2 separate regions of the Homo sapiens genome follow, and region 2 is linked to region 1. The links are chromatin contacts, found by Hi-C or POLR2A ChIA-PET in ENCODE. All regions are on one chromosome and are shown on one strand. Each heading gives the region's core, a stretch centred on a gene start or an enhancer-like site at or near the end of the contact. The rest is flanking DNA. Distances are from core to core; before and after follow the strand shown. Region 1 overlaps KANK1 (KN motif and ankyrin repeat domains 1). Region 2 overlaps KANK1 (KN motif and ankyrin repeat domains 1).

Region 1 (5,801 bases), core at 2,924-5,423:
TCAGAGGAATCTCTCATCTATCTTCTGATGTTGAACCATAAGAAAATGCTGATATTTGACTGCTTTAGATCTGTGAAAATGACTGTATCTTGAGAAAGCATGCTTATCATGTCATTTCTTGATTTTTTTAAATTCAATTTTGGATATTTACTTTCCTCACACTGTGGAAGATGAAGATATAACTCTTATGACTTCCCCCAACACGTCTCTTCTCCTGCTGTAATATTAATATGATTTTTGTTTGATTAATATATAATGTTTATAGTATTATTTAGACTGGAAATAATTCACAGCCAAGACATGTAATTTAAATATTTCCTTCCTCATACAGCTTTTGCCCACCCAGAGTTAATCATTGTTTTGAGTGCTTGTTTTAAGTACCTGTCACTGACTCATTCCCAAACTGAAGCCTAACCTTCCTTTCTGTGTGTTTGCACACCTCAGGGTAGCTGTCCATTCATCCTTTCTTCCTGAAGGCGTCCCTTCTGAAGTTTCCAGGCCGTTCTGTACCTTCTCTCTGTTTCTCTTCCCTGGATACTATGGTATCCTCCTCCTTTGTGGTTTCTTTTGGTCTCTGGTTTTTGTGTGTTTTTTGTTTGTTTGTTTGTTTGTTTTTGAAATGGAGTTTCACTCTTGTCGCCCTGGCTGGAGTGCAGTGGCGCGATCTTGGCTCGCGGCAGCCTACGCCACCCAGTTTGAAGTGATTCTCCTTCCTCAGCCCCTCAAGTAGCTGGGATTACAGGCAGGCGCCAACACACCCAGCTAATTATGTATTTTTGGTAGAGATGGGGTTTCACTATGTTGGCCAGGCTAGTCTTGAACTCCTGACCTCAGGTGATCTGCCCACCTCTGCCTCGCAGAGTGCTGGAATTACAGGTGTAAGCCACTACACTCGGCTGCTCTCTGGTCTTGGTAGAGAGCATTGGCCAACAGCTTCTGCACAAGGTTACAAGGGAGATAGTCTCCTTGAGATTTGGCATATCTAAATTGTCTTTTTTTTTTTTTTCTTTTACCTTCACACTTACTAGTTTGGCCAGGTGTACAGTTCTAGTTTGAAAGTCCTTTTCCCTCAGAACTTTAAAGAGATTGTTCCCTTAAGTTCCAGCTTTTTATTAAAAAAAAAAAAATAGAGTTTCCCCTCACTTCTCTTTAAAAGTTTTTAGGGGCGGGGCGCGATGGCTCATGCCTGTAATCACAGCACTCCTGATCACAAGGTCAGGAGATTGAGACCATCCTGGCCAACATGGTGAAACCCTGTCTGTACTAAAAATACAAAAAATTAGCCAGGCGTGGTGGCGGGCGCCTGTATAGTCCCAGCTACTCGGGAGGCTGAGGCGGGAGAATGGCATGAACCCGGGAGGTGGAGCTTGCAGTGAGCCGAGATCGTGCCACTGCACTCCATCGAGCCTGGGCAACAGAGCGAGACTCCGTCTCGGGAAAAAAAAAAAAAAAACTTTTTAGGATTTTTCTTTTTGTCCAAGTATTCTGATTGGTCTTTTTGCATTCATTTTTCTGGGCACACAATGGCCTTCTCAAACTGGGAACTTAATGTTTTTCAATTATTGGAACATTTAAAAAATTATATTTAGATAACTTTCCCTCTTTTCATTGAATTTGCATTTTCTAATGTTGGTGGTCCTTCTGGGCAATCCTCTGATTATCTTACCTTTTTCTCTCCTATTTTCTATGTCTTGGTCTTTTTATTCCATTTTCTGGTGGATTTCCTCAGCTTTACCTTACAACCATTTTACTGAATTAAAAAATAACTTTTTTTTTTTTTTTTTTTTTTTTTTTTTTGAGACGGAGTCTCACTCTGTCACCCAGGCTGGAGTGCAGTGGCTTGATCTCGGCTCACTGCAGTCTCTGCCTTCTGGGTTGAAGGTTGAAGCAATTCTCCAGTCTCAGCCTCTCAAGTAGCTGCGTTACAGGTGCCCGCCACCATGCCCAGCTAATTTTTGTATTTTTAGTAGAGACCTGGTTTCACCATGTTGGCCAGGCTGGTCTCAAACTCCTGACCTCAGGTGATCCAGCCGCCTCGGCCTCCCAAAGTGCTGGGATTACAGGCATGAGCCACCATGCCATTTTCAAGCTAATATGTCTCAATTTTTTTTTCTTTGAGGCAGGATCTTATTTGTAAGCCAGGCTGGAATGCAGTCTTATGATCACTGCTCACTGCAGCCTTGACCTCCTGGGCTTAAGCAATCATCCCACCTCAGCCTCCCGAGTAGCTGGGACTACAGGTGCATACCACCACGTCCAGCTAATTTATTATTTGTTGTAGAGATAGGGTCTCACTATGTTTCCCAGGCTGGTCTTGAACTCCTGGACTCAAGTGATCCTCCTGCCTTGGCCTCCCAGAGTGCTGGGGTTACAGGTGTGAGCCACTGTGCCTGGCCCATGGCTCAGATTTAAAAGATGTAAAAGGTGTATAGTGAAAAGCCACCCACTTCCTGTACTAGCTACCATATTCTCTCTTTACAGGCAACTGGTATTCCTCCTTCCAGAGATAACTCTGTTAATATATATATATATACACACACACACACACACACATATACACACACACACAGACACACACACACATATATACACTTTTTTTTTTTTTGAGACGGAGTCTTGCTCTGTCGCCAGGCTGGAGTGCAATGGCGCCACCATGCCCAGCTAATTTTTGTATTTTCAGTAGAGATGGGCTTTCACCATGTTGGCCAGGATGGTGTTGATCTCTCGACCTCGTGATCCACTTGCCTTCGCCTTCCAAAGTGCTGGGATTACAGGTGTGAGCCACCGCGCCCGGCCTCATACATATTTTTAAAATGTGTGTATATGATCATATTCTCTCTCCCTGTGAAATCACAGATGATAATAGACTTCATATATTGTTATGCATCTTTTTTTCATAGAACCATGTGTCTTCAGACTGCTCCATGTGGAGGTATGGGTTTCTTTTTAAAATCATTTTAAAGAGCAGCATAGTATGATTTTAAACTCCATATTTTGTTTAATCAGTTTCCTATTGATTTGCTACATCCAACAATGCTGCAAGGGGTAACTTTGTACGTGTATTATGCTCACACGTGATAGTGCCATGTGTGATGAATATGGAATTACCAGGTGAATGCATATGTGCATTTGTACTTCTCACAGATGTTACTCCAGCTGCCTTTCATGGAAGCTGTGCTAACTTATGCTCTCACAGGCAAGGCATGAAAGCACTTGTTTCTTTATATCGTTGCCAGTACAGTATGTTATGACATTTCTTAATCTTTACCAATCTGTTAAGTAAAAAATGGTATCTCATCTGTTTTTAATTTGCATTTCTCTTAGGAGAATGAGCATATTTTCATAAATTTATAAGAGCTGTTTGTATTTGTGTTTCTGCGAACTGTTCATATCCTTTGCCATTGGGCTGTTACCAAGTTGTATGACATTATACCTAAGGGAAATAAGCCCCTCATGTGATAAGAATTGGAGTTGTTTGCAGTTTGTTCATCTTTTGATTCGGGTTATATTACATTTTTCCATGTTGGTGAATTTATTAGCAGCTTATTTTAAAGTCTTTGGATTTAATATCATGAAGAGAAAAAGGCGTTCCCCATCTTAAAATTATTATTTTTAAAATGTCCAGGGTTTCTTTTGGTACTTTTGTAGTTTCAATATTTTTATATTTAAATTATTTATCCATATTGAATTTATTTTAGTACATATGGATCCAAGTTTACTTTTTTTCCCAGATGGCTACTGGTTTTCCCAGTCATTTATTAATAGTCCATTTTCCCTCTGACTAAATCCCCCATGCCTATGTGTCTGTTTCTTGACTTCTGTTTCTTGACTTCTGTTGTGTTGCTCTGCCTAGCTCTGTGATGTTGAGCTATTCATGTTTTAGTTGTGACACTATTCTAATTGTTAAGAATATGTTTGTATTAGGGAGGATTGGGCTTGTATTAAATATTTTATTGTTGATGTTAATTGTCAGTTTTGTAGTGGTATTTAAAAATGAATTATGTGGCTGGGAGCGGTGGCTCATGCCTATAATCCTAGCACTTTGGAAGGCCCAGGAAGGTGGAGTGCTTGAGCCCAGGAGTTCAAGACCAGCCTGGACAATATGATGAAACTCTGTCTCTATGAAAAATACAAAATTAGCCAGACGTGGTGGGGCATGCCTGTAGTTCCAGCTACTTGGCAGGCTGAGGCTGCAGTGAGTCATGATTGTGGCACTGCACTCCATCGTGGGTGACAGAGTGAGACAACATCTCAATAAAATAAAATAATTTTAAAAAATGAATTATGCAAACTTTAAAGGAAACTGATCATATTTTATGTAACTCAAAGAATGTTTAGGGACCTAGGCTGGTAAAGGTCAGAGTTTTCTAACTCAAGGTTTGCTTCCTTTTTTTTTTAAATCCCTCCAATGAGGGGGAAACAGATGCTAAAACAATAGTGAGAAGTACTTAATTGGCTGGGTGTAGTGGTTCATGCCTATAATCCCAGGACTTTGGGAAGCCCATGCAGGAGGATCACTTGAGGCCAGGAGTTTGAGACCAGCCTGGGCAACAAAGCAAGAACCTTCCCTCTATAAAAAATACCCAGATGTGGTGGTGCGTGCCTATAGTCCCAGCTACTGAGGAGACTGAGGTGCGAGGGTTGCTTAAACCCAGGAGGTGGAGGCTGCAGTGAGCTGTAATTGTACCCCTACACTCCATCCTGGGTGACAGAGTGAGACCCTGTCTCAAAAAAGTAAAAATAAAGTAGTACTTAATTTGGGATCAAGATCGGCTTACAAATCAGAACATTCAGGCTTGAGGAAGAGAAAAAGCAATTAAATAGGTCAACAATTGCAAAGCAAAACTCAATTTGAGAGTTGGATAAAGAGATTTGATTGTGGGGACTCTGTCATTTGAGATGCAACTCTTGGTCCAGTCTCAGGTGATGAAAATACAGCATCAGTAGTTAACTGGAGTACAGCAGCATTGGTGCCTTTCTTTCTGTGAAAAAAGTCTTTATTTGCCTAAGATGTAGAAAAGAGACTGTAGTGAACCAGAGACCATTTTATTCTGAACTGTGGCAGAATAAAACGCCTTCTGGCGTCTGTCCTCACTGTTACTCTGAAATAGCCCATATATCGGGAAAAAATGTGGCTGCTTCTGTGTGTGTGTGTTGTGTGTGTGTGGGCCAGATTGTTGTTGTGTTACATTGTGATACCAAGAGAGAAGAGAACTTTTGTCTAGATGCTCACCTGAGACATCCACCTGGCCTCCAAGCAGCATGCACATGAGTGAGGAATTTCAACAACTTGTTTTTTTCCTGTAAGATAATAAGTGTAAAACATTCATTGGACATGAGCACAAACACAGAGGCGTTATAGACTAGACTGTAAAATCGTCTGTGGGCCACTCTGAGCCCCTGTGGTCAGTCCTTTCCTTGGATGACTCTAAAGGGGACTTGGGCCCCACTTAGGCATAACGGTGAACAGAGATTTAAAAGGAGTTTGAGAGCATTCGTGTACAGAGATTTAAAAGGAGTTTGAGAGCATTTGTCTTTTTTTTTTTTTTTTTTTTTGAGACAGAGTTTCACTCTTGTTGCCCAGGCTGGAGTGCAGTGGCACCATCTCGGCTCACCGCAACCTCTGTCTCACTGGTTCAAGCGATTCTCCTGCCTCAAGCACTTTTTTTTTTTTTTTTTTTTTTTTTACCATTTCAATCATTTTGAGTGTATAGTTCATTGATGTTAAGTATGTTTACATTGTTGTGCCACCATCATCACCATCCATCTCCAGAACTCTTTCATCTTCCTAAATAGAAACT
Region 2 (5,787 bases), core at 1,737-4,236, 40 kb after region 1:
TGCTATTCTCATTCTTGCTTTAAAGTTAAACTATAAACTAAATTTTCCCCGAAGTTAGCTTTGCCCATGCCCAGGAATGACGAAGGACAACTTGGAGGTTAGAAGCAAGGGTCAGATATCTCTTACTGTCACAGTTTTGCAAAAGCAGTTTCACTTCCCTCTTCTAAGTACCTTCTGCATTGATTGGAGCCAGCAAAGAGAACTTTTGCAGCATTTCTTAGTTTGAATGTGCCATATAAATGAAACATGTTTGGAAATGTGAAACCAAGTCATCCATGAGAATGTTTTCCTCTGAAAGGCAGCACTTCTTGATAAGTCCCTTCCTCATGGAACTTTGGTGCAGTGTTGGCCCATTTTAAAATTTATTGGTTACCCAGGGAGATGCCCGAGCTTATCAGAATTAGAGTCTCTCATTTGAGTACGTTCTTGCAGTATAGAAGTTTGCAGATGTTTTATAACTTTAAGAGGCCCAGTGGTATTGAATTTAGAGTTAATTTTTAAAACTGGCTCCAAAGTCACCAGCATGGACAAAACTTACAGTCTTCCAAAGAGAGAGTGCCAAAGTTCAACGCTTGGCATTGTTGGTTTTTTTTTTTCTTTGTGCCCATATCAGGTAGCTATGATTATCTTCATTTTACAGAGAAGAAAACAAAGCTCAAGAGTTAATTTGACTAAATTCACAGATGAGTGAAGTATGAGGTAGAGAGTGATCCTGTGTGAGAATAGTTTACATTTATCTTGATGTGGTTATAACCACTACCTTATCTATAATGCATGTTAAAAATCAACTTCTCAAGATTTTTTACACCAAAGGCAAAAATATTCAAATGTTGATATAGTCCCTTCCATTCATTTTTATATTTTTGTTTAAAATCTTCAACATCATACCCAGTTTTCAACCTAACTTTATAAAGTAAGCATTTCCTTAATCTTCATAAACATGTTTAAGATATGTATCATAATTTAACAAATTATTAAGTTTCTGAAATTTTTACAGTAGTGAGGCAGTGGATGTATTTATGTGTAAGTCTGTGGGGTTTTTTTCCTGTCTCTCCCATAGAGGCAGAGACTTGCTCTGTGACCCAGGCTGGAGTGCAGTGGCATGATCGTCACTCTGTTGCCCAGGTTGGAGTGCAGTGGTGCAGTCATGGCATGCTTTAACCTCAAACTCCTGGGCTCAAGCTATCATCCCGCCTCAGCCTGCTGAATAGCTAGGACTACAGGTGTGCATCACCATGCCTGCCTAATTTTCTAAAATTTTTTTGTAGAGACAAAATCTCAATATGTTGCCCAGGCTGATCTCGAACTCCTGGCCTCCCACCTTAACCTCCCAAAGCACTGGGATTACAGGTGTGAGCCACCATGCCTGGCCAAGGTTGATTTTTTAAAAACATTATTTCCTTAGTATGTGTATGATTAGAAGCAAAATTACAGGTCAGAAGTCACATTTTAAAAGATCATGACCACTTAAAAAACCCTTAATATGTTTTGCCAAATTTATATCTTTTAAAAATGGGATCGATTTCCACACTCATCGGGGTATATTTGAGTATGTAGCTCACTGTAGACAGAGCTCCTGGGGAGGGAGGAATGGCTCTGGTGCTCTTCTACCCACCTGTAGAGGTTCAGCTGGGGACCAGCTCCACTGTGGGGCATTGGGAGGCTGTTAGTGCAGAGGTATCTTCTCAGTATCTGCCTGACACACTACTGTATCCAGCTGCCTGACCCAGTCCTGCCCACCTGCCTTCCTTTCTTCCTGCCTCCCCTCTGTTTTATCAACTTTGTCTCAAAAAACATAGCTTCCTATCTCTATATGTTCGTCTCCTATTTATGGTCCCTCAGTATGTTATAGTGCTTGCTAAGGTTTGAATGTCCCATGTGAATCTCATGTTGAAACTTAACCCCCAATGTGGCAATATTGAGAGGTGGGGCCTTTAAGAGGTGGCTCTGCCCTCATGAATGGATTAATCCATTCATGGATTAATGGATTAATGGGTTATCAGGGGAGTAGGGCTGGTGGCTTTTAAGAAGAGGAAGGGACCTGAGCTAGCACACTCGGCCGCCTCACCATGTGATTCCCTGTGCTGCCTCCAGACTCTGTCAAGTCCCCACCAGCAAGAAGGCCCTCACCAGATGCAGCCCTAGACTTTGGACTTCTCAGCCTTTGTACCTGTAAGAAATAAATACCTTTTCTGTATAAATTACCCAGTTTCAGGTATTCTGTTATAAGCAACAGAAAATTGACTGAGACAATACGTATATTCTAATTGTGTTCACTTTTCTTTCATCTAGACTTACCAGAAGTTTACTTCTCTGGTTGGCTTTTCAAGGAAGCTTTTGAATTTCACTTCTATTTTTTCTATTAATGCATTCATTATTAGTGAAGTATTTTGTAATCATTTTTCAAACAGATTGGGTGTTTTTTTTTTCTCATTTCAATATGTAGTTCACTTATGTTAATTATTTAGGGCTTACATTTTTCTCTGTTCTCAACCTTCATCAGATTCCGTAACACTTGATACGTTGTAAGGTTTCTGTTTTCATTCATTATACACCTTCCCCACCCCAGGCCTTTTCATTACTTTCAACACAGTCTCGTATTAGGATTTATGTTTTTTAAAACAATTATTTAGGAGAATAGAATAGTTTTTTTCTCCTTGTATTGGGTTTTTTGTTTGTTTAGATGTCTGTTGTTTCTGTGATGGCTTTGTTTTAATCTGTGCTTGGAGAGTGCTCTCTCATTGCTACTTTGGAGAATGTATTATTCTTTGGCCTAGTATGATTGTGTGTGTACATTTGGGGACAAAATGTTTTTGTGGAGATAATGTAGACTTAAAATTTTAAATCCGTAGCTGTATTTTCGTCACAATGAAAATTTGATGTCCTTAGTAAGCCCCGAATAGAAAGCCTTGACTTGCTTTTTGAGCATAGTTAACAGTGTTGAGATAAGAGAGGTTTGCTGGCAGTTGCACTGATGGCTGCACTGTTGTCCAGTGGGCCCAGCTGGGTGTACAGCTCGCCGTATAAACAGAAATCTAGACACAGGTCCCTAGAAGCCTAATCTGTGACCTAGACCCTGTCTCTGAGGTACTCTTACCAGAAAGTTAATCTGTTAGAGGATCTTTCATCAGCATAAAAGGCAGAAATAATTTTCTAAATGCTGTTGATAAAATGTGAGTGCATGCTGCTTCATTCGATTATGGAAACTGAGCATTGGAGACTTATTCTCCTTTTTAACACCACTTGCCTCCAGTAACTTACACTAATTGTCATCTATACCAAGCCTTTGAAAATTTGTAGTTTTTGTAAGTTTTTAGGAAATATGCATGCTAATTAGATAATGCCTAAATTATGTTGCTTTTCATGTGAATTTAGTAAAGTCATTTAAGACCCGTTGGCTTAGTTTTTCATGAGACTTTCTAAACATGCTTAATCTCTGCATACTATTTTAATAATAATGTAAGTTTTTGACTTTTTGCTATTATAATGGGCAGTGAATATATTTGTGCTGAAATCTGTGTGGAATTTTTTTGAACATCATTTTCTTACTGTATATTATTAGAGGTGAAATGTTTGGGTCAGGAGTTACAAACATATATATTTTTAAAAAACTACTCTAAAGATCCTTGATACATTTTGTCAAATTGATTTCTTGTAAAAATGGGACCAGTTTGCACCTCTGTTGTGGTATGAGAGAGTGCCCATCTCCTTGGGGACCTAGCCCCTTGATGGTTCCAGCACTCCATCGAAAACCAGCTCCACTGTGGGGTGTTTTGTGTGACATGGTGGTGTCATATGTCTTCTCTGCAAGAAAAGGCATTGTTAGCAAGGCAAACAGAAATACTCGATACAGTTATGTATAAACCAGAGGAAGCCTTTGCCAGAGAGATTGTTGACAATTGCTAGAGGGTATGATAATGCAGAAGTTACAGAGTGTTCCTTTGGCAACACGTGTTAATGGATTTGTTCCAGTGTTGGAGCCCTTTTTAATGAAAATTCTCAACACCTACACTGGAAAAATAATAAAATAAAAAGCCTTAGTCAGGAATGTATTGCTTGTTAAGATTTAGCCAAGGAAGTCACATGTTATTTAACAAGGTAGATTACTTTTTTCTTTGTAGTAGGCAAGGAAACAGCTATGCTTCACTTCTAAATAAAAAAAAAAAAAATTTTAAAAACGTTTTTTAAAAAGAAAAACGTGACTAAGATAACTGTCTCATTCCCAGGCACTTTTTAATCTCATATAAATTTACATTTAGAGACTTAACAGTTTGGCTTTTTTGAATGAATGCCAGAAATACAGTTGGACTATAGAGTCTCAGCTGAGAAGCAGACACATGGAGCAAGGTATGTTCTGTCATTTATCAGAAAAGTTAAAGAATTCATTTTGTTTAAAAGGCAGCACATAGATTATTCAGAGAGAGAAAAATATGGGTTTATAGGAAAATTCTTATGTATTTGGTAAGGACTCTGAGTTTGTACTTTAGCTTCATGTCTCATAAATCAAGTCCCAAGTTCACCAGGTGATAGTATTCCCAGGTTACTTGTGGGTGTAGGTGCAGAACAACTCGGAACTTTGTGGTTGGGCATCTTTTTCTGCCGTCCAACTTTGGAGGTTGCTGGGAGGAGATGCTTATTTTCCTTTTTTAGGGCATTTCAGTTTAAAACAAATTAAAAATGGAAAGTCAATGTTTTCCCTCCACTAATACAACTCTTAACTTATGGTTGTAATAAACAGTGATTTTTTTTTTTTTTTTTTTTCTAAGAGACAGGGTCTTGCTCTTTTCCCAGGCTTGAGTGCAGTGGAGAAATTGTAGTTCACTACAGCCTTAAACTCCTGGGCTCAAGGCATCCTCCTGCCTCAGCCTCTTGAACAGCTAGGACTACTTGCTTGTGCTGCCATACCCAGCTATTTCGGATCATGAGGTCAAGAGATCGAGACCATCCTGGCTAACACAGTGAAACCCCGTCTCTACTAAAAAATAGAAAAAAATTAGCTGGGCGTGGTAGTGGGTTCCTGTAGTCCCAGCTACTCGGGAAGCTGAGACAGGAGACTGGCGTGAACCTGGGAGGTGGAGCTTGCAGTGAGCCGAGATCGCTCCACTGCACTCCAGCATGAGTGACAGAGCGAGACTCCATCTCAAAAAAAAAAAATTTTTTTTGTAGAGACAGGGTCTCGATATGTTGCCCAGGCTGGTCTTGAATTCCTGGCCTCAGGCAATCCTCCTGCCATGGCCTCCCAAAGCACTGGGATTACAATATGGACATAAGCCACCATGTCCAGCCCTACTTTTGCTTTTTTGAAGGACATGTGTGTTAAGCAGAAATTTCTAAAGTCAGTGCATTTTTTGCATCAGAACATGTTTTAACTCATGAGTTAAAACATCGCTGTTTCTGGCATAACGGTCTTCCCACATTTCCATCTTTATATTAAAAATTTCTGAAATAAAATTTCTTTTTGGGCTAGAAAAAGGTAAGATTGGATCAAGTGATCCATTTAGGACTTGCCTTTTCATACTTTGCAGTCTCATTACTATTATCACAATGTATGTCCTAATACAATAAAGTTGAGGTTTAACCAAAAGTTCTCTTTTCTTCTGGCATGCTTTGTGAGAAAATATTTGAGCTGGTGTAAATTGTAATTACTGGCAGATATGGAAGAGAGTCTGACTTGGAGTATTCATGATGCTGATATGCTGCTGCAGTCAGTCAAGTGCTGCGTGAGTTGATGTCATTACCAAAGGACAGTCTCTATAATCAGAGAATAAAGTATAATTTGTAAATGTG

The links. Hi-C counts contacts between places; a loop is a spot of excess contacts on that map. ChIA-PET counts read pairs that join two places held with the same protein, here RNA polymerase II (POLR2A). Pooled maps may share reads with other maps.
Region 2: a loop to region 1 is called in a map with no recorded cell type, with 2.3 times the contacts of the local background. The contact joins two enhancer-like sites. A Hi-C loop is called at or near these places in 2 of 168 maps with a recorded cell type or tissue (CD4-positive, alpha-beta T cell and Caco-2), 2 of 37 single-sample maps with no recorded cell type and 2 of 50 pooled maps. POLR2A ChIA-PET finds 5 or more read pairs at or near these places in 5 of 52 experiments (MCF 10A, OCI-LY7, Panc1 and 2 more).

Annotation. Positions count from the first base shown.
Region 1 is chr9:526,703-532,503 of GRCh38, forward strand. The region is part of intron 1 of KANK1 (KN motif and ankyrin repeat domains 1); the gene reads left to right. Among named protein-coding and RNA genes, the nearest start is that of KANK1, 25 kb to the left of the region's middle. Within about 2 kb of position 4,174, at least 3 of the 41 ENCODE cell types and tissues checked have a DNase peak (open chromatin) inside an H3K27ac peak, as active enhancers do.
Region 2 is chr9:567,410-573,196 of GRCh38, forward strand. The region is part of intron 1 of KANK1 (KN motif and ankyrin repeat domains 1); the gene reads left to right. Among named protein-coding and RNA genes, the nearest start is that of KANK1, 66 kb to the left of the region's middle. Within about 2 kb of position 2,987, at least 3 of the 41 ENCODE cell types and tissues checked have a DNase peak (open chromatin) inside an H3K27ac peak, as active enhancers do.